Linked DNA regions of Mus musculus: region 1 is linked to region 2. A link is a loop called in an ENCODE intact Hi-C map of the cell type or tissue named here. Cell type or tissue: heart. All regions are shown on one strand. Links, peaks and the distances in the headings refer to the core of each region. The heading gives the core; the rest is flanking DNA. Region 1 holds the start of Itgb5 (integrin beta 5). Region 2 overlaps Itgb5 (integrin beta 5).

The links. Peaks named below come from ENCODE experiments on the same cell type or tissue, not always from the same donor. Only the 100,000 strongest peaks of a DNase experiment are listed, where the experiment ranks them.
Region 1: it touches region 2 in a loop (3-fold over the local background); 12 of 42 quality-filtered maps call a loop at or near these places.

Annotation. Positions count from the first base shown.
Region 1 is chr16:33,825,235-33,836,653 of GRCm38, reverse strand. Itgb5 (integrin beta 5) reads right to left here and starts at 6,989. Exons shown (of 15, transcript NM_001145884.1): 1 at 6,624-6,989. The coding sequence starts at 6,693. In heart, for the core only: a CTCF peak has its summit at 6,424; DNase peaks (open chromatin) are centred at 6,423 and 7,053; H3K4me3 peaks cover 2,761 bases; H3K27ac peaks cover 2,691 bases.
Region 2 is chr16:33,886,100-33,897,518 of GRCm38, reverse strand. The region is part of intron 5 of Itgb5 (integrin beta 5); the gene reads right to left. Among named protein-coding and RNA genes, the nearest start is that of Itgb5, 62 kb to the right of the region's middle. In heart, for the core only: a CTCF peak has its summit at 5,330 (motif pointing left); DNase peaks (open chromatin) are centred at 4,698, 5,568, 5,678 and 6,251; H3K4me3 peaks cover 487 bases; H3K27ac peaks cover 2,224 bases.

The sequences.
Region 1 (11,419 bases), core at 3,807-8,806, 62 kb after region 2:
GATCTAAAGATATGCTCTGCTTCCGAAAGTCATTGACTCAGCTCCTCTCTCATCATACGCAGACAGTCTATGACCGGCCTAGCATTCATCCCACTGTGTGAAGTGCGTTTCCTAACCCAATCCTTCCTCCCTGACCCCTCCAGAGTCAGTAGCTCAAGGCAGCCCCCTGGCCTTAAGTTTCTGCAGGACCCTCTAGATCCCCTTGCTCTAGGCGGCCACTCTCACTTCTGCCTACCCTGAACATCCAAAGTCAGGTAACTATTACTGAAGGAGACAGCCAGCAGTTGTAACTACCTGATCTAAATCATTCCATGGGATAGCAGAAGCGGGTAAAAGCAGGTACCAAATTAGAATGAGTCTACAACTTGAAGGTAGCGAGGCACCCTGGGTGGGGGGGCTTCTCCCCACAACTGAACTATGACCCACACATTTCCAGGAACTACACAGTCACATCTAAAGATGGTACTCCAAAACTAAAGTATGCCCTAGGAAGGTTCTCCCTCAATCAGGGCCATCTTAAGATTGCCTTTCAGAACGTCAGACATCTACCAAACACCTACAATACCATAAGCTTTAAAGATACGACTTACATTTTTTTTGATTGATTGATTGATTGATTGATTGATTTGTTGATGTGTCATAGACCTGGATGATCTCACACTCACTATGTAGCTAAGGCTGGACTTGAATTGCTGATACTAGGAGTACTAGTACATTGTACCTCTCAAGGTGGTGGTGTTCCATTGTTGAAACAGCAATGCATACAATGAGATACTATGCAGCTATAAAAACAGAATGGACACCCCAATATGAAGTTTACCCCAATGTTTAGCTGAGTTAAAAATAAAAAGCAAGTTGCATTAGCATATCTAATGCTGCTTTTGAATGAAAATGGAGGACAGGTCACTGTCACAGAGAAACACTGATGTATAAAGGTTGTACGGAGACCAATTATGGAGGACAGGGGCCATTGGGGGAATAGCCTGGCCTAAATGGGTGCTAAGAAAAGACAGGAGGAGTCTCTCTCCATAACCTGCTTATACATTCAAAAAATTATGTAAGGTGCTCACAGGTACATGAAGAAAACCCAGCCCTGGGAGGCAGAGACAGGCGGCTAGCCAGCTAAGTCAGAGACCCAGTCTCACTATGAAGGAAGTTAAACAGCAGGCAGTAGAAGATACCCAGCATCCTCCTCAGACCTGTCTACATGTGTGCTCATCAGCTGCACACAGAGATACACACACACACAATGTTCACACACGTGTGCATGCATACATCAAAAATTTTTAAAGAAGAAAAGATGTTTCTGATAGTTATTTTAATGATGTGTGGGTCTATGTGTGGTGCCCACACATGCTGGTGCCCTCAGAGGCTAGGGACATCAGATCCCTTGGAGCTGAAGTTACAAGTAGTTGTGAGCCACCTCACAACTGTTAGGAATCAAATTAGGATCCTCTGCAAGAGCAGCATGTGCTCTTAACCCCGGAGCCAGCTCAACTGAGGCAGTCGAAGGCTGGGAGGTAGCTAACTGGGATAGTGCTAGATTCAAGAGGCCCTGGCTTAGGACCCAGCACTGTGTAAATGAAGCGGTTAGCACCCAGGAGGTAGAGGCAGAGGGATGAGCTCTGGACCTAAGGCTCACAGAGAGCTTGAATGAGTTTCTGTCTCAAAAGAGAAAGGAAAAAAGGAGGCAACCAGTTACCCCTCGAATCCTCCTCCCCAAACATAAGATTCCACTCAAGAGGGAAAAAAAAAAATCAATGTCTATAAAACAGGGGCAGTGTCTGTAGAACTGAACAGAACTCTAAACTGTCAAAAGCAACTAAAGCAACCGAGCCATCCCAGCCAAGAGGCACCCAAGAGAGCATGACAGTAATGTGGCACCCCAACGGATCCCCCAACAGGAAAGGGTTAAAAACTCAGGAAGTCTGAGCGGTGTGAACCTTGCCTGGTTAATCAGTGTGTCAGTATGGTTCATCCACCTCGACAACCACACCACACTAACTAACTAACTAACTAACTAAAGTAAGATGCTGATAACAGGGAAACTGGGTGTGAAGATCTAAAACTTCCAGATTCTTTGAGGTTTTAAAGCTATGGGAAGAAAAGGTCAATTGAGTACGAAAAACAAACAAACAAACAAACAAAAGACGTTGAGCACATCGCCCAGCCTCCCCAGAGCACACAGTTCAGAGATTGAAGCAACCGGCTTTTATCAGGGATTCCGGCTCCACGAATCTTGACACCTTGCAATGTGGTTGCCCGGCCCCCAGAACGATTCCTCCTAAAAGCAGCTGCCCATACAGGCCCTGACTTCAAAGTGAGGCCTCGGAGGGGGAGGGGCGGCTGAAAGAAAAGAAAACAAGGTGGGACGGTAGTAGGGTAAAACATCGAGGAGGGAAACCAAGAAAGAGGCTACTAGGGACCAGGAGGCTGCTTTGGATGAGAGCGGCTGGGGTCCCTGGCTTGTGCGGGAGTCACCACGTCAAGGCCCGTTAGCAGATACCTAGACAACAGTCCAGACAGACAGCACACCGCCCGCAGGACAATGCGAGGTGGTGAGGGATCAGGGAAGAAGGGCCCGAGGCCACCGGACTTCCAGCAGAACCGGAAGCCTGGTAGGCTCTAGGCAGCTCGATGTGATCAGAGTTGTTCTGACCGGATTACTTTTGAGTGAGGGAGGAGAATAACTAAAGGGACCTGGCTCTACCAGGAACACATCTGAACAACTCTGGCAAAGCTGCTGAAGGGACCAAGTGAAGCTGGCCTCACGCTGCAGGGCTCCGCCTACTGGGTGAGTCAGCCCAAAGCCCTAAGGCCGTGGGGCCAGAGTCTTCCCCCAGCCGACCAAACCCTGCACCCAATCAAAGCAAAATCAAATGGGGGCCTGTGACCCTTTAAAGCAGTGGTTCTCAACCTTCCTAATGCTGCGCCCCTTTAATTCAGCTCCTCATGTTGTGGTGACCCCCCCAACCATAAAATTATTTTTATTGCTACCTCATAAATATAATTTTGCTACTGTTATGAATCGTGATGTAAATACCTGTGTCTTTCAAAGCGCTTGACCAGCCAACTGAAAACACCCGAGGGACCCCCCCCCAGGCCCCCCAGCACACACCCTCTGAAAGCCACCTCATCATTTAAGAACTGCGTAACTACCCCCACATTGCTGATAAAAAAACAAAAACAAAAACAAAAAACCCCACAAACCTCCCAGAATATTTCCATGACCGAGCTGAAAAAGAAAAAGTTGTTACTGGGGCAGGCAGGCACAAGGGGCGATTTGCCAAACTACTTAGATATTTTAATTCTTCGTTGCCTCAGTAGCTAAATAAGCATGGAGAACAAGCGGGGGAGGAATACTAATTAGGACTAATTAGACCCTGCCCTCTTCTGCCTCGTTCTCCTCCGTGAAAAGCCCCCACTGACTAAGGCGGGGGAAGTTAAAATGTAAATCCCAGAAGGTAAACAGTAGCCTATGAACCAAGGCCACCCTTTGCATTTCGGCGTCTGGACCTGGTTACCTAAAGGGAGCTGCAAACCCAGCCAAATTCCAGCAGCCCCAGCCCCAGCCCCACCCCCATCCCGCATCAGCCTACAGCCACGGTGGGCCAGGGACGGGGTGAGGAGGCCCGGGGCTGCCAATTCGAATTCTCTAAATCAACAAAGGGCTCTTGGTATTCGGAGCATACTAATTTGCGGGGCACTCACTAAAAGAACATTTGATTGCTTATAAAATAATAAGCGACAGCAGCAAACATGAGTCCAGCCATGCAGCTGGAGCGAGACCAGACTCCTCCCTCTGTTTTAGAACGGAAGTGGGTATGGGGAGGCCTCCCCAGCGCAGCCCTTCCCTGGTTTGAGGAGAGGAGCTTGTGTGTCAGGTTCTAGCCTGGAATAATTAAAGAGATGACGGCTGGTGGGGCTAAGGGTGGAGCAACACTACAATGGCTTATTTACAATAAGCCCCTCAAACTTAGGGCCTGTTCCTTGCTGGGTTCATTGACAAGTCTAGGAACCCCCATATGGGCACCATACTTCACACTACGATTTCTTTCCTAAGGTAACTTTTATTTTCCTTTCAAACTATGTTCCCGTTAGCAAGTGAGAAATGAACTGGAGAAGGGTCTTGTCATCTTTCAAGACCGAAAGAGGAGGGGGTGGAGGGGACAAGAGGAGAAGGAAAATGAAGGTAACTCAGCCACACTGGGAAGCTAAGTCAAATTACCCAAACGAGCCACTCCTTCTGATCTTGCAAAGCACCTAGCACCCTGAGAAGGAGGCGGCCTAGTCCGGAGGCTGGAAACAGGTTTATTCCATTTTACTGACTTTAGGGGCTGGCAGCAGCAGCAAGGGGTGGTAAAAGACAAGCCTGTGACCACAGCACAGTGGACAGAACTAACTCTGAAGACCCTGAAAGCAAACCACTCAGGCTCCAAAATAGGGTACAAAAGATGAAACAGCCCTGGGCCTAGGCTGGCCACTCCCACCCTGAGACAAGAGAAAACACTAAATGGCCCTCCTCGGGAATGAACAGTCTGTTCGGAGGCACCGGAACTTTCAAAAAGGAGAAATCACATGCAGATAAAAAAAAAAAAAAAAAACTAATGAGGGCCGGTCGTGGTGGCGCACGCCTTTAATCCCAGCACTCGGGAGGCAGAGGCAGGCAGATTTCTGAGTTCGAGACCAGCCTGGTCTACAAAGTGAGGTCCAGGACAGCCAGGGCTATATAGAGAAACCCTGTCTTGAAAAACAAAAACAAAAACCCTAATGATTCTAATAATATGAAGGACACCTGAGGGATGGGGCACTCCTTTAATGCCAAAGTGTGGGAGGGACAGGTAAAGGGATCTCTGGAAATTCAAGGCCAACTGGCCTACATAGTGAGTTACAGGCCAGATGGGGATATATTATTATTATTATTATTATTATTATTATTATTATTATTATTATTATACCCAGCCATAGAACCATTGACAGTAGCTGGGAGGGAAGTTTTCTCTAAGAGTGTAGCCCTTCCTAAGTAGAGAAGGCTCAAATCAAGGACCGCACCATTGTGCTTTTTTTTTTTAATATGGACAGAGTTGGGGTCATAGGGAAGGGAGATGGATCTGGGAAGAGTCAGGGGAGGGGACATAAGTAAGATAAAAACAGGTTTTTGGGAAACTCAACTAATAAGGATTAAAATTTTTGCAATGGGAAATGTTGGAGTTTTCATTCGAATCAGAGGGCTAATCGGAAAGAAACTAGAGCCATCCCAAAGTTGAATTTCGAAGACTGCTAACAGAAAAAAGAAAGAAAGAAAGAAAGAAAGAAAGAAAGAAAGAAAGAAAGAAACTAAGGTAAGGTTGCTGAGTGTTTATTCTGACAAAAATGTTAAAAACACCATCACACACACACAAGATAAAGTTTTAGTTTGGTTATAAAGAATATAACTTCAAACTAAAACTCTGTCCTAAAGAAGTGAGGTCAGTCGACAAGGATATATTCCAGAGGATGGTGATTCAAGCTACATCTCTTTGCGTTTCCCTGGGGACTCTTTGGAACACGAAAGATGTGGACACTGGTTGCCAGATTTGAGGGAGGGGTGGGTGGGACCCACTGATCTACTTATTTTCCCAGAAAAGCAGCCTTGCTACGCTATTAAGTTTGTACTGGGGCCTCAGCGACATTTTTTGGTTTCCTCAACTCCCTCCTTGCTCTCAGATGGAAACCTCAACCTCCTTCATGTAAATGAGACGGGTAGGGGTAACAGAGTTCTCCCCTCAAGCAGCCAGGCAACCACTGGGCTCAGAGAGGCAAACAAGTACCTCGGGCTTGAAAGTGAATAGCGCACTCTTAATCAATACACAATTACTTCCGACAGGAAGAGGAAAGTTCGGAAACTCCTCTTTGAGTGGGTAGGTTTGGAAGAGGTAGGAGCGTCAACTATCATTCTTCCTATAGGGATTTTTTTTTTTAAGACAGGGTCTCATTGTGTAGCATGCTAGGGTTAAAGGCGTGTGCCACCACTGTCCGGTCCCTAAACTTAATTGCCACTCCCAAGTCTGAAAACTGAACGCAGGTAGCTGGGGGCTCCCGCATCAGCGCCAGGGTGCATCCGGCTAAGGTAGCGCCAGCAGCCCCTCCGCAGTCCGGACACAGTGTTTGTGAATCACAGTACCGAACAGTATCAGATGGCGGTGTACCAGGTGGGGCAGCGACTTCGGACTTACAGAGAGTAATGACAACTTTCAATTTAGAGCAAACTTCGAAAGTTGCATTATCCACAGACCTCCGGGATGACTCGGTCGCCACACTTTGGCCCCCACATCACTCCCCGCGGGCCACAAGGGCCGCTTTGTGCAGGCGAGCGAAGAGCTAGGGCCCCAGCACCGGGCCCGGAGGCTTCCCCTCCCAAGTCCCCAGCGCCCTCGGGCTCCGCCACCAGACGCACACTGTTTACACAGGAAGGGAAGGCTCCTCCTCAGCCCGGGAGGGAACCCGCCAGCGCACGCAGATCTGATGCCCGCGCCTCGCCGACCCTTCTGGGAGCGCCCTGGGGTGCACTGCACCCTCGGCTCCCGCAAGCGGCCGCGGGCGAGCAAAAGTTGAGGAGCGCGCGGCGGGGCGGCGCGGCTTACCTGCGAGGCGCGGAACGAGCGCGCAGAGCCCGAGCAGACAGGCGTAGAGGGTCGCGGGCACCCGCGGCATGATGCGCGCCGCTCGGCTGGGGCGCTCGGCGGGGGCGGAGCGGGGCCGAGGCCGGGGACCGCAGCCGCATGCCGGGCGCTGCGCTCCGGCTCACGGCGCCCGCGGCCGGGCTGGTCCGCGCCCGGCCGCCACCATCCTCCTCGCTGGCCCGCTGGGACGCTCGGAGTTGTCGCTGCTCCGGACGCACCCTCGCCGAGTCCCCCGCGCGTCTACTCTCGGAGACCCTTCCCTTTTTCCTCGGCCGCCAGCCCCCACTCTTCTCTGCTTTCTCCTCCCCCCTCTCCTGCGGGCCGCCACTCGGTCAGTTTACGGCTAGGCGGGACGGGGCGGGGCGAGCTCGGGCCGGACCAGCTCCGCCCTGCACCGGGACCCGCCAGCACGCCTAGATCCTGGGTTGCCCAGGTGGCTGTCACAGCTGACCCACTTGTGGGGATCGGGTGTTCGAAACTTCTAGTTAGGGTCTCCCTCCCCGGTCTTGGAGTTGGGAGGGGGCGGGGCGCGCTCCATTAGGCCTGCAGAGATTACTTGGGCCAAAGCAATCTCAGTTTTGACTTCAGGATCGTGGGGCAGTTACGGCTTGGATCTGTCAGGCCATTTCGTCATGCCACAAGCGCATGCCAGGCCAGGCCTCGCCCGAGAATATTCAATCCAGACGCCACGCTTGGGATGGGCAGGGGAGGACACGTGGAACGTGGAAGTTCAGGTGAAGCGGAGGGCACCCTGGTGAGCAGGCACTGTGATAAGTGCTAACATCCCTCCCGTTGTTTAGGTGAGCAAACTGAGCCACCAAGGGTTAATATACTGGAGGAAGCGACTGCTAGCTTTTTCCCTGAAATCCAGATTTAAGTAAGGCAGCCTAACCTTTGCCTATTAAGAACCAGCTGGAGCTGGGCATGGTGGCACACGACTTTACACGGCACTTGGGAGGCAGGGGCAGTCAGATTTCTGAGTTTGAGGCCAGCCTGGTCTACAGAGTGAGTTCCAGGACAGCCAGGGCTACACAGAGAAACCCTGCCTCGAAAAAACCAAAAGAAAAAATAAATAAATAAAAGAAGAAGAAAAAGAAGGAGGAGGAGGAAGAGGAAGAGGAAGAAGAAGAAGAAGAAGCAGCAGAAGCAGCAGCAGCAGCAGCTAGAAGGTCAGGACTTGGCGGTGTAGGTGCAAAAACCTACCTAAGGCGTTTGAATCTTAAAAACTTTGTTGTGTCCACCTTTCAAACTCTTAACTGGGTGGCACTGACAGGAGCCAGTTTGTAGTGTGTGCATAGGGAAAAGTGAACCAATCCAGAGCAAACTTCAAAGTTCATCCTTGGACCATATGCAAATTCGTACTCTGTCCTACATTGCTTTGTTATGACTTAAAAGTCATATTTGGCCGGGTGTGGTGGTGCACGCCTTTAATCCCAGCACTCAGGAGGCAGAGGCAGGCAGATTTCTGAGTTCGAGGCCGGCCTGGTCTACAGAGTGAGTTCCAGGACAGCTAGGGCTACACAGAGAAACCCTGTCTCGAAAAAAAATCATGTTTGCTGCTAACCATTATCCAGTAGAATTCATGCTGCATGCCAAGCGTGGTGGCGCACTCGGGAGGTAAAGGCAGGCAGATTTCTGAGTTCGAGGCCAGCCTGGTCTACAAAGTGAGTTCTAGGACAGTCAGGGCTATCTATACAGAGAAACCCTGCCTCAAAAAACCAAAAGAAAAAAAAAAAAAAAAAAGAATTCATGCTGCAGAAACAGCCCAGGTAGATCTTGGAATTACCTGGCCCTTAGGGCAATAGCCTTGGGGCTATGCTTATCCCAGCTTAGAGGTGGCTACTACATTATGGGAGCTGATCAAAGAGTTTGAACTGGAGTGTTGCTTGGTCTGGCAGGAAAGTGTAGGATGAGCTAGAAGGTGAAATACTGCTTTAAGTACAATGGTGGCTTTCCTATGCCATGCATTCTTTGAGTTCAGGGCCCATAGTATCCCATCTTCTCTGCACTCAAAATGAGCACTTTGTAGCGGCTGAAATATCCTACTTTGTCCCACATCTGGCACGGACCACCATTTATCTAAATTGCACCTGGAAAGTGCTGTGATCCAACTTGCCCTAATTCTTACCAGACCCCTTCTGTCTTATCTGGTGGTTCTCTGGGTCCCCAGCCTGCCCAGACCTGCTGTAAGCAGTCCTGAGCAATCTAAGCTGCATTAAAGCTGGTTTGTTGATGCCTTTTCTAATTCAGAATTTCTGCTTTGTGGTTTGTGTCCCCCTCCCAAGAGTCCTTCATCTAAGTGCTCACAGATAAAAAGTGTCAGTTACACGTGATGATCTATTTGATCTTAAAATGAAACGGACCTGGGTACGAGGGCACACCTTTAATCCCAGCGCTAGGGAGCAGATCTATAAATTTGAGGCTAGGGGGTATACATAATGAATTCCAAGACAACCAGAGCTATGCAGAGAGAACCTGTCTCAAAATCAGGAGAAAACAAAACAAAGGAATGGAATTCTGACACTTACTACAAAATTAAAAACACCCTGTGTGACATGAAATAGACCCAAGGGAACAAATATTATATAATTCTCTCCCTCTGTCTCTCTCTCTCTCTCTCTCTCCCTCTCTCTCTCCCTCCCCCTCTCTCTCTGTGTGTCTGTGTGTGTGTGTGGGATGTGTGTGGGTGCTCTTATCCAGCCCAAGCTGGCCTTGAACTCTCTGTAGCTGAAGACGATGCCATTGAATTCTTGATTCTCTTGCCTGTACCTCCTGAGTGTTAAGATTCCAGATTCCAGGGGTGTGCTGTCATGCCCAGACATTCTACTGTGTAACATGTCTAGAACCAAAAGTGTGATAGAAGGAGGTAAAACAGATGTTACCACAGGCTGACAGGCTGGTGGGAGGAGAGAAGGGGATTTTATTTCTGAGTACAGAGTTTCAAGTTGGAATAATGGGAAAGTTCTAGAAATGGATAGTATTATTGGCACAGAATGGTCCTCTTAAAATGGCCACAATGGTAAATTTTACATTATGTGTTTTTTACCATTAGTTAGGGGGTTGGTGGCGAAAATAAATGGTCTCTCTTCTAGATGATCACGGTTCACATGGCAGCTCACACCTGTCTGAGGTTCTGACAGCCTCTTGAACTCTATAGACATTTGCATGCATACCACACAGGGACATACATGACAACAAAATACCCTTACACTAGAATAAAAATAAGCTAATGTCTCTCTCTCTCTCTCTCTCTCTCTCTCTCTCTCTCTCTCTCCTTCCTTTGGAACAAACAAAGGAGTGGGAATAAAGGGCTGGAGAGATGGCCCAGTGGTTAAGGCCGCGTGCTGCTCTTGCAGAGGATCCAGGTTTGGTTCCCATCACCGACACGGCAGTTAGCAACTGTAACTCAGTACCAGGGAATCCAACATCCTCTTCTGACCTCCACAGGCCCGACATGTATGTGGTGCACAGATATATATGCAGGCGAAACACCAACACATATTGAAAGTTAGCTCTCCAAAGCACACACCCAAAAAAAGATCTTTTTGGACTGGAAAGATGGCTCAGTGGTTAAGAGCACTGACTATTCTTCTGAAAGTCCTGAGTTCAAATCCCTGCAAGCACAGGGTGGCTCACAACCACTGGTAATGAGAACGTACACTCTCTTCTGGTGTGTCTGAAGACAGCAACAGTGTACTTATCTATAATAATAAATACATCTTTGGGCCGGAGTGAGTGGGGGCTGACCAGAGCGCGTGGGGTTGGCCAGCAAGCAGAAGTCCTAAAATTTAATTCCCAACAACCACATGAAGGCCCACAACCATCTGTATAGCTACAGTGCACTCATATACAAGAAATAAATAAATAAATATTTTTAAGAAGAAAGAAAATATTTATTTTATTTATTTAATTTATGTATGTGACTCCACTGTCACTGTCTTCAGACACATCAGAAGAGGGCATCAGATCCCATTACAGATGGTTGTGACCCACCGTATGGTTGCTGGGAATTGACCCTCTGGAAAAGCAGTCAGTGGTCTTAACCCGCTGAGCCATCTCTCCAGCCCCCCTTTTGTTATTTAATTGTCAACAGGCCTTTAACCTAGAGGAAATCTCAGCTGGAGTTTTTATCCAATCTCCCTTGTCCAATCCAACAAAGCAGTCAAAATAGTCATAATTTTTATTTCTCTAGATTTTTTTCTCACAGTGCCTGAAGGGTGCAGACTATTTTCCAGTTACTTCAATAAAAAAGGTAAAATAAATGGAAACAAATATACAGAGAAAGGGAGAAAGCTGATGTCATGTGTCTGTGGGTATTAGGAGGGTTTGAGCCCAGAGCCTCAGGCATGCCAAGTAAGCTCCTCTCCCTGTAGGTATACCAGTATCCTTAGTCTCATGGCCGTCTTGAGTAAGTAGCTGAATCAGTAGACTGACCTTCCACCACTCTCAGAGAACCTCAAAGGATCGGGCCCCCTCAAGCCTTTACTGTGTGAACTCATACAACTCAACAAGTTCAAACATTTATTCATTAGACCCTGGGGCTCAGAGACCTGAGGATAAATAGCAGTGTCAAGGTCCCCTCAGTCCAAGACCCCAATCTTACTGTCTCATAGCGGCCTCCCCTTTGAATGGGATTTCTGATCTTTTGTGAGACTGTGACAACGTCCACATAACTGGAGTCCCTTTGGAGCTGGAGAGACAGATGGCCCAGTGAATTAGTGCTTGCTGCTCTTAGAGAAGACTGTGGTTGCATTCTG
Region 2 (11,419 bases), core at 2,824-7,823:
TCTATAAAAATGAGGAGGAGGAGGAGGAGGAGGAGGAGGAGGAGGAGGAGGAGGAGGAGGAGGAGGGAGATGCCGAGGAGGAAGAGAGCTGAGGTGGAGAAAGGCCTTCCAGTTTGCATGGAACTCAAGCTGCTCTGGAAGGATGAGGAGAACACTTTGAGGAAACAGAAGAAACAGGGAGGGAGGAAGCAGAAAAGGAAGCATTGACAGGAAGACGGGAAAGGAGCACAGCCGAGATCCCCACAACCAGGAGCTGGTGCTCCCTCATAGCTACACCGGGACAAGCTGCTCACGGTACCAGAGCTGGGATAGGAAGAGGCCACAGAGAAGTTCTCTATGGTAGGTTCTGATTTTTGCTCTGTTGGCTCTCACCTTCTGAATGTGTATTGCACACTTACAGAGAGTGAATGCCACACTACATAAATTATCCCTCAATAAGCCAGACTTTTTAAAAAAAACTCCAACTCTGAGTAGTTATCTGTCAACTCCATGAATCTATTTCAGGGGACTCCAGCCAAAAGAGTGCCATGAAATTATGCATGACCACATTTTATCAGTAGTAAGAAAAGACAAAAAGATGTGGTTATGTGTGGGTACAGGGAAGTAAACTGACTGATGTTCATAAAAAGTCTGAAGTGAAGCCGGGCGTGGTGGCGCACGCCTTTAATCCCAGTACTCGGGAGGCAGAGGCAGGCGGATTTCTGAGTTCGAGGCCAGCCTGGTCTACAAAGTGAGTTCCAGGACAGCCAGGGCTATACAGAGAAACCCTGTCTTGAAAAAACAAAAACAAACAAACAAACAAACAAGTCTGAAGTGATGGGCAACCAATATACACAGTGGGAACAAAGAAGCAGGGAATTTGTAGTATGATTATAAACCGCATAAGAAATAGAGTTCTATTTTAAAACAACAAGAAATATTAAGATAACGTATGGCATAATGTGTTTGGAGTTGGATTATGGGTGATCACTTCTTTTTCCTATTATTTTTCAAACTATAAGCAGTGCTTCTGCCACACTGGGCTTTGAATGTTGTTATTTGCTTTCTTTGGGCTCCATTTTCTTTGGCAGTTTCTCTGTGGTCTCGTGGAAACAGAAACAGATGAGGGCTTAGGTTAGCAAGGAGCCAGACAATGTGGAACTTGAGTGTTTTAAGATGGAGTTCTCCTGCTATTTCTATCCCCCTGTGTAACCTTGACCAATTTATGTGTCACCTCAAAAGCTTTTTTCCCCTTTTCTGTATAACAGACATAAAAATACGTCACTTTTATTGAACACATCCACAATTCTATGAGCCCCTCCCTGCTTCAACCAATCTCTGTAAAATAGGCTAGACACTGCCATCCCATAGCTGAACAAACTGGCACCCAGAGAGATTAAACTGACCAGTCTACTCTACCATCAAGGCATACTGAGACAGATTCACTCACAAAATTAAATCACCCAGTCATACAGGGAGAGAAAGCTCTGTGTGCACAGGAAAGGCGATAACTCAGAAAACCCCCAGTACAACACTGTGTGTGACATGTGACTGCCAGATCCAAACCTCGACGCTTGCTGAAAGGAGGGAGCGTCCACAGCAGACACTGCTCCACAGAATGGGAGGAACTCAATTTCCTATTAACTGGGCTCAGGATCAGTAAGTGGTGTCAATGGCCTTGGCCCAGAGTCGGGTTGCAGGATGGGTCAGGACACAGACAAATTATCCGCCCAGGCTTTCAGCTTGGAGATGTCACATGGTGACTCCAGAGTATTTATATTCAAAATAAACTGCCTGCTGTCTGATTGCGATTTCAGTTTGGTATTCCACATTTAGGACAAAGAACAAAACTAAGCAATGGGATCCTTCTTCTTCTTCCTCTTCCTCTTCCCCCTCCCCCTCCCCCTCCTCCTGGACTCACTTTATAGACCAGGTTAGCCTCGAACTCACAGAGATCCACCTGCCCCTATCTCCTGAGTTCTGGGATTAAAGGCATGTGCTACCACACCCGGTTTATTTTTCATTTTAAAGGAAGTTGCTACCAGACAGTGGTGGCACACACCTTTAACCCCAGCACTTAGGAGGCAGACGGATTTCTGAGTTTGAGGCCAGCCTGGTCTACAGAGTGAATTCTAGGACAGCCAGGGCTACACAGAGAAACTCTGTCTTGAAAAACAAACAAACAAACAAACAAACAAACAAAGGAAGTTGCTGAAGTATGATACAGACCATCCATGAGAGCCATAGTCCAGTATCTTTGGAAGAGATGAATCTAAATTCAAGTCTTCGCTTTGTTCTAACTGTGGAGCCCAATAAAAGCCCCCATTTCTTTCAGCTTTTGGAAATTGGAACTAAAGCTGACAGGACTGGTGCTGGGCCTTTATACACAGTATATTTGGAAATACTTGGCACATCAAGGAAACTATAATGAGACTCTAAACTTCTATGCAAGGGCCAGGATTAACCAGTTTACCTTTCTCCCCCTTTTACTGCTTGGTAGTAAGGTCACACAAGTGTCACACAAGGGACTATGAATTACTCCATAGCTGCACACATGTTAAAATGGACAAAGTTAAGTTGAACACATGGCACACACCTGTAATCCTGGCATTTAGGATACTGAGGCAAGCTCATGAATTTGAGGTCAGCCTAGGCTAAGTGAATCTGAGGTCAGCCTGGACTACATAGTGAGACTCTGGGTAGTGGTTTAAGTGAGAAATGGTTCCAGAGGCTCAGGTATTGGAATATTGGGTCCCTATTTGGTAGTACTGTTTGGAGAGGTCCTAGAACTTTTAGGATGTGCAGCCTTTGAGAGGAAGTACATTCCCGGGGAGTGTTTAAAGCTTCTCCCTGCTTCCTGTGTGACAAGATGTGAACAGCCAGCTTCTGGTTTCAGTTGCCTACTGCCCTGCCTCCCTGACCACAATGGTGTGTCTGTCTGTCTGTCTGTGTCTGTGTCTGTGTCTGTGTCTGTCTCTGTCTCTGTCTCTCTCTCTCTCTGGAACAGTAAGTCTCTGTCTCTGTCTCTGTCTCTCTCTCTCTCTCTCTCTGGAACAGTAAGGCCAAATATACCTTAAGCTGCTTTTGGTCACAGTGTTTTATCACAGCAAGAGAAAAGCAAACAATACAGCTGGTCTCTGAGCAAAGACCAGAAACACTGAAGAGGATGTGTGGGGCCCAGACCACCACAGCACTGCTGTACAGTTAAAACACGATACCAATGCCCTGCAGAAGTGCTGGCAATTTCTTACCAAGTTAAACACTTATGGTAAGACCAACTAACCCACTCCAGGTATCAACCCAAAAGAAACAGAAGCAAATATCCATTAAAAAGAACAAGCACACTGGCATTCATAGCGATTCCTAAGGATAGACAATAACTGAAAATAACCATAGCTGGTGAACGGCCAGATAAATGGCTGAACAACTTTGCAGTGGACTAGCACTAAGCCACAAAGGGAATGAGTAGATACATTTACAAGCAAGAAGGAATCTGAGAATAACTGTGCAGGGTCAAACAGGCCAGCCAAAAGAAATAAACAAGTAAATGAATGAATGAATGAATGAATGCACTGAGTATATACAATTTTTGCAAATAGATCTTATGTGTAGTGACAGCCAATGTGTGGTTGCCTGGGGGAGATGCAGGAAGGAGAAGTGACAGGCCCACACTTACTCACACGCGTAAATGATATGTTCTTTAGCTTTGTTGACTGGGGTGGGGGACTTGCATGCCTGCCAAGCACCTACATGGAGGCAAAGGACAATTTGTGAGAGTTGGTTCTCTCCTTCTGAAAGATCCTGGCAGAATGTAAAAGGACACAGAAGCCCTGAAATTGGCAAGATAGACGTCAGTGTTAGCAGAACTAGCTTCACTGATTTAGAAACATAGAGGTGCACAATGCTCTGGCCACTCCTTGAACCTGTGTGTGTCTGCCAATGTTCTGACCAGGTGTGTGCCCATTGCTGCACCTCATTAGACTCTTTCCTTGTACCCCTCCCATACCCATTTCTTGAGAATAGACATTGTTTAGATCTGGAAATCCCCTAATCTCCCCCTTCTCCTTTCCCCCCTGAGGGCCTATAAAAACTGTGACCTCTTTCCCCTCGAGGACGACTCCTCTACCCCTGAGTGGGATATGAGTCGTCCCCAGAGCTCTGGCTTTCCCCGAATAAAGCCTCATGTGGTTTGCAACAAGCTTGGTCTGTCGTGAGTTCTTGGGTGTCCGCTATTGTCCTGAGGCCTGAGCGAGGGGCTCCTCTCAGAGTCTTTCATTTCCATCATGTAAGTGAGACCTAGGCATCGAACTCGGGCTGTCAGGCTTGGCGGCAAGCATCTTGCCTGGATGAACTCTCATAATCTGGATATTATCTTGGTTTGATGATGGTTTCTTATGTAAATATACTCTTCACGTCAAATTTTTCAAGTGGGGGCTAAGCATGCTGGAACGTAATCCTAGCACTCAGAAGGCTGAAGCAAGAGGTCTGAAGTCAGCCCGAGCTACACGTATGCGACTGTTTCAAAAACCAAGGTAAAAAGAAAAAGTGTGTCAAACCATATGCTTTCAATGTGTGGCTTATGTATATAACTAGACTTCAGGGATGGATCATTTTAAACAAGGCTTGTTTTGCTCAGAGTGCAGTGTTCAAAAACAATGCATTCCAAGGGCATGCCGGTGGCCGGGAGTGGACTAGGAATGTCACCCATCAACGCTTTTCCTTGGCAGCAGTTGCCTGCTTGAGGTCAGGTGCTGGTAGAGCTGGAACCAGCCCCACATCTGCTTTATCTTGCCTGTGTGACCCTGAGAGAGGTTTTTTTTGTTTTGTTTTGTTTTTGTTTTTGTTTTTGTCAACATCAGCTTCCTCGTCTATAAAGGACAGATAACGGCTACTGATAAAACAGCTGTTGAAAGGCTTAACTGACATGACACACAGGGCAGCAGCCATGTACCTGCAGCGTGGTAAAGAGGCAGTAATTGGTACTCATCAACACCACCACTATCGCTGTGGAGCCAAAACCTCCCACCTGCGTCTCTAACTCATAACCCCCCCACCTTCTCTTCAGAGCAGAGCACTGCGCACACATTTCTCCTTTTCGCTATTTGCATCTTCTAATTTTTACGTTGAGTGCTCTTTCTTAAAAAGATTTCCTAAAGGGTCCATGTTTTTTGGCTAAACCTTTCTCTGTAGTCCCCAGTTGAGTAAAATCAAACGGTAAACAAAACATGTAAACAAAACTGAGGTCATTAAATAGACCAAGGTCAGCCCTCCCTCGGGATGAAAATGTCAAGGGTGGGCGGAGCGGAAGCACGCTGGACTCCAGCAAGAATCCTGGCACGGGGCCAGGACTGCGGTTCACTTGGCTTCTCCATCTGCTGGTTAGATCTGTATCCAATTCACTGCCGGCCCACTTCCAACTTCCACCCTCTCAACTCCACATTCAATTTGGGTGACCTTGCGTCTTTGGTCACCGAACGGCCCCCTCCTCACCTGGTTCCTAAGATGAACCACAGCTCCAGAAGAATGTCCGTTAGCCAGTGCTCTCTTCTCTCTCCTAAACCTCAAGCCTCCAGCCTCTGATGTCACTGTCCCCAAGGAGGGTGGGCTCCTCCCTCCTTGAGAAAACACAGCCCCGTAAATCCCACCCTCTCTGGGAAATGTCCCATCAGTCATTCCTTCCCACATGCCTAAAAATATACTCATAGCCCAGTGATCATAACCCTTTCGTGATCCAGCTTCTCCAGTGGCCTCTGTTGCCTCATCTCTCTTAAATGTCGCCTGCTCACCACTCAGTTCCCCATAATCTGACCTCTCTCAGCACCCATAAAAAGGGGAAGGGATTGAGAGTGGGAGACCAGTCCTTCCCAGCCTGAGAAAATAAATAAAAGCTGGCTTACTCCCCAGGGCCAGACAGATGTGCTTGCTAATTTATCTCCAGCAGCTGGCCCCAGAAAGCCTAGGCCTGGGAGAAATGACTGGCTTCTCTATTTTGAGGACATGGGCTAGAGACACAGACACAGGTCTCTAGCCTGGGGTACAATCTGGTGGATGGAAGGAGTCACTTAGAGGCTACAATGTCTGACAAGGAAAGTGGTCCCTCAAAGCAGACAGAGAATATCCGTTCCACCCTCCTGTTCTTGGCTCTCCTGAGGAACTCCCCGGCTCAACAGTAAAGGCTGCACCTGCAAACCAACCAGAGGCATGCACAGAGGGAGCCGAAGAGACACCAGTTCAAAGCAAGCTGTGCTTAGCAAATAAACTGAGTGTGTGCGGGAGAGGTCACGGTCATGGTCAACTGGAGCTTACGGATGAGAACCGTAGGGGACAGGCTCAAGGCAGCTACTGCAAGGCTAAATCACCACCAGGCAGTGACTGGGTGGAAAAGCAGACTGGAAGGCTGGAGTACAATGTAGCTCAGCGGCAGATCACCCACCTACATACAAACACGGGGCCCTAGATCCAATCCAAAGTACCAAAGAGGTGGGGGTAGGAAGAAAGGGGAGGGAGGAGAGTGAAGGGGAGATAGGGAGAAAACAGTTTCTTTCCTTTTCTGGTTTGATTTTTTTTTTTTGGAGACAGAGTCTAGTCTCACTGTATAGACCCTAGCTATCCTGGAACTCTTTCTGTAGACCTCAAACTCAGAGATTTGCCAGCCTCTGCCTCCCAAGAACTGAAATTAAAGGCATGGGCCACTACACCTAAGAAAGATGGCTTCTATGAGCTGAGGGAAGAGTTCAGTGGCAGAATAGAGCCTAACACGCACCTAACAGGCCCTGGGTTCAATGTCAGCAACAGAAGAGACACAACAGTGGGGCCAGCAAATGCCTGTTATCCCAGCGCTTGAGAAGCTAAGGCAGGAGGGCTACGCAACCAACCTGGGCTATGTAACAAGACCTCATCTCAAATAAACCAAACTAACTTGGGGGTAACTAGACAGCCTGCAGACCTGATTGGGCCCTGACACAGTCTATGCCAAGTGCATCTTCCAATGGGCTCACAGGAAGACAAAGCTTCCCCAGACCCGTTTTTGTGATAACGTATTCACATGTGGGGGGTAAGGGGCCACAAAGCACATGGTAAACCAGAGGGACATACTCAAGGATGCGTATTTACTGAAATACATAAGAACCCCAGTGAGTCTCAGCCAGCCTCCCTCTGGGGCAGGAATCTTTTTCCTGGCATCTGCCAATGGGCTCAGGGCCCACACCCACTTACTGCCTCCTCGGGCAGCTGCTCTGGTGCGGAGCAACAATCCTTGTTAGATATTCTTCCTTGGGGCTGGTGAGATGGCTCAGTGGTTAAGAACGCCGACTGCTCTTCCAAAGGTCCTGAGTTCAAATCCCAGCAACCACATGGTGGTTCACAACCATCTATAACGAAATCTGACGCCCTCTTCTGGAGTGTCTGAAGACAGCTAAAGTGTACTTACATATAGATATTCTTCTTACCAGGAGCCCTGGGACTCCATACTCCTTCCCTGTGTCTACGCACAGGAGTCCTCTCCAGGTAGAAGGGCCCTTCCCCTCCTCTATGATAGGTGAAGTCAGCTAACATGCTTCCCACAGTATCTCCCCTCAGAGGAGGAGACTGTTCCTGTGCCTAGCACCCTCCCTCTATCCATCTCTGCTCTCTTTCTAGCGACATTTTTTAAAAGTTTTTACTTTATAAGTATGTGTGTCTCCCTGAAGGTATCTATGCGTATCTCACGTATACAGGTGCCTGCAGAGGTCAGAAGAGGGAGCCAGATCCCCTGGAACTAGAGTTACAGACAGTTGTGAGCCTGAGGGGTGGGGCGTGAAAGGACCAAGCCAGCCTTTTGGGGGGGGGGGGGAGGATGGGAGGGCCATCCCTGACCACTGGCTCCTAAATGGCCAGTACGTCCAGCTGCGCCTCAGATCTTGTTCTCTCATTGTCTTCCAAGTAGAATTATGTTCACAGAGCCAGACCTGTGGCCACCTCAACCTTGAGCCCCTCACGACACCTCGCGTGGGGCACATGCACACGGTAAGCGCTCAATAAACTTTCAGATTGACAACAGAACACTGTCTATGAACCTTTCCAGAAGGCTCTGAGAGGAGGAGGGAGCAGGTGCTGGGGAGGAGGGAGGGAGGGAAGAAAGAGAGGCAGGTGGCCTCTTTGGACAGTGACAGACTCTTTCAACACGGCCCACGAGGGAAATCAAGCTTTAACTGTGGGATTGGCTTCCCGAATGACCAACCACACAGACATTCAGGCCTGTTTCCATCACTCTGTAACAATAAACATGGTCTCCTTAGGAGTTTGTTTTTCCTGCTTCTAATCATACTTCACAAGAAGATACGCTTGGGAAAAAAACTCTGCCTTGTGGTTACATTCAGTGAAACCACAGTATAGGATTTCGTTCCCTGAGGAACGGAGCTGCCTGTGACTCAGGTCCCAAACAGCCACCTCAAGCCCAAACCCCCAAAAGCACAGGGGATGTCTCGGGTATGGGCTTCTAGCAGGGTCCAAGCTGAACGGAAGGAACTAACTGTAGGATGTAGAATAAGCCAGACAGATTTTTCCATTTTGGGGACTAAGGATGTAGCTCAGTGGTAGAGCCCTTGTCTGAGCTATCAACATCCCTGATTTCATTTCTAGTACTATAGAAAGTGAATAAATGATGCAGAGGAAAGATACCAATACACAAATATCAATAACGTCATATGGGTCATTAATAAACAGGATGTTTCATTTACCCCTAATTAGATCCCCAAACTCAAAATCCCTGAGTGGCTGACTGGGTGTGGTGGTACAGGCCTTTAATGGCAGCACTCAAGAGGCAGAGTAGGTAGACCTCTGTGAATACATATTATGCCTGCGGTACATAAGAGTTCCAGGACAGCCAGGGAAACCTGTCTTTAAAAAAAAAAACAAAACTACAGAACCCCAAGGATAGGGGCCTTCTCCTAGTTTCTATACTTTTCTCTCCACTGGAACTGCTACCAAGCTGAGAGCACTGCAGTACACAGCACTAAGGGCTCCACTCTGAAGGTGCATGTATCACATTCTGGAGGCCATGAAGGCACCAGAGCATGGTGGGAAGATGGACAGACGAGGAGCACAATGTGTGACAGAGACCCTTCCTAGGTGCTGGGGACACACAGGTATGACAACAACAACACCTCTAGTGTCTCAATAAGGAGACATGCCATTCAAGCAATGGACAAAATAAAAAGTGATAGCTGGGATAGGAATGACCAAGTACTTAGGAGACCCTGACCCACCCAGTGAGGGTGATCAGTCAGGGAGTATGGACAGCCATTTAAGCTGACTTCTGCAACACAAGCAAGCCAGGTTAGACATGCAAAGAAAGGAGTTCAAAGGTCTGGGACTGTCACTCAGTGTGAGACAGCATGTTGCAGGTCCAAGGCTCAAATTCCTGTCTTCCAGATCTGAACCACCCCCCACCACCACCACACACATACACAGATACACAGATACACACACACACACACACACACACACAGATGTTTAAAAACAGGTTTAGGGAGGGATGATATGTGAGCTCGAGGCTCTGGGGATGGGGAAGGTGCCACGTACAACACTGTAACGGGAAGAGGACAGTTCCTTGTTTGCAAACATCAGGACCTCCATAGTGTAAAATGCACAGTGGGTGAAGTGTATCAGCAATGGCCCACTGTCTGGAACAAACACACCTCCCTGATGTGGGATGGCAAGATGCAGGAGGCTGGAGGAGGGGGTGGAAAGTGCTTGCTGCAATGAATTCTATTAAGAAAGAAAAGGGCCAGGCGATGGTGGTGCACACCTTTAATCCCAACACTTGGGAGGCAGAGGCAGGCAGATTTCTGAGTTCGAGGCCAGCCTGGTCTACAGAGTGAGTTCCAGGACAGCCAGGGCTACACAGAGAAACCCTGTCTCAAAAACCAAAAAAAAAAAAAAAAAAAAAAGAAAAAGAAAAAGAAAAAGAAAAAGAAACCATATGAAAGAAAGAAAGAAAGAGAGAGAGAGAGAGAGAGAGAGAAAGAAAGAAAGAAAGAAGAAAAAAAATGAAGGGAAGGAAAAGGAGTGAAGAGCAGGAAAAGCAGCCCAGGTGTGCAAGAGTCCAGCCAGGTAAGTGAAGCTACTGTGGTTGGAACACAGAGGCCCTGATGGGGCCCAGGAAAATGACACACTGGCCATTATATAAGTAAAGCCTTTAAAAAAAAAAAAAAAAGCTGGCCTTACCTTGTGACACAGGCCTTTAATCCCAGCTCCTGAGAGGCAGAGGGGTTGGGGTGGGGCGGGGGCGGGGACAGGGGAGATGGCTCAACTTGTAAAAACACTAGCTACAGAAGCCTGGCAACCTGAATTTGACCCAGAACCCAAGTAAAAAACCTGACACGGGAGTTGGGGGTTCAGGGGTTCGCATCTGTAATTTCAGTACTCCTAAGGCCAGATGGGAGGCAGAAGCAGCAGAATCACTCCTTGGCTTCTTTGAGCCTGCCTGATTTCTTATAGACCTTAGACTTGTGTCAGTTTTCCAAGCCTTGTTTCCAAAGCTTGCTGGCCAGTTAGCCTGGCGCACACAGCATAGGAACAGAGAGATAAAGAGAGAGACAGAGACAGAGACAGACAGAGATTGAGAAATCCGATACTTTAATAGTTTCCTGAAGACACCGATGCATAGTTAGAGTAAACAGAGTTGGAGTCTGGAAACCTCAGCGCTGAGGCCACACTCACTGCCCCACCCACTCCTCGTCCTACTCCGAGGTCAAGGGTGCTTCCTGTTTGGTAAAGTAGGAAAGCAACCATAGCCCCAGTCTGAACCACTCACCACACATCAACCTGTATAATTTTAGAATAAGGAATACACAACTTAAAGCCAACTTCTAGAGAGTTCTGAGGGAAACAATAACTGATAAAAGGAGGAACCATAATTGAGACCCAGAACAAGCATAAACCAGTTCAACCATAGGTTTATAAAGCAATAAAGGTAATGGCATGCACACTCCAATCCTAACCCACTTGTGGATACTACATTAGAAAAAGATGCTTGCCTAAGAGAGTGGCCCCTTAGCTGTAAACACCGTTAAATTCCTCCAACAGCAATCTGAGCAGCAGTGGAGGGCAGGGAGAGGGCAGGGGGGATGCTTGTGTGTGCATGCTCGTGTGAGCATGCATACGCATGCATACATACACACACACACACACACACACACACTACCACTAGTGAGAATACCAAAGAGAAGCAGGTATTTCCCTTATCTTCTGCAAAGATCACCTTTCTAAGAAATACAGAGCATGCCTTAGAGCTAGACCTTAAAGAAGCCATGCAATAACCCTAAGGTCCACAAGTTGATAATGAGTAGTCCAACCCAGGAATATCAGAGCCAAGGAGAACCCACGATGTGAGTCAGACCTGTCCTCGGACTAATCACCAAAAGCAAAGGTCAATGGAAGCAGAGGAGCGCATGTGCTG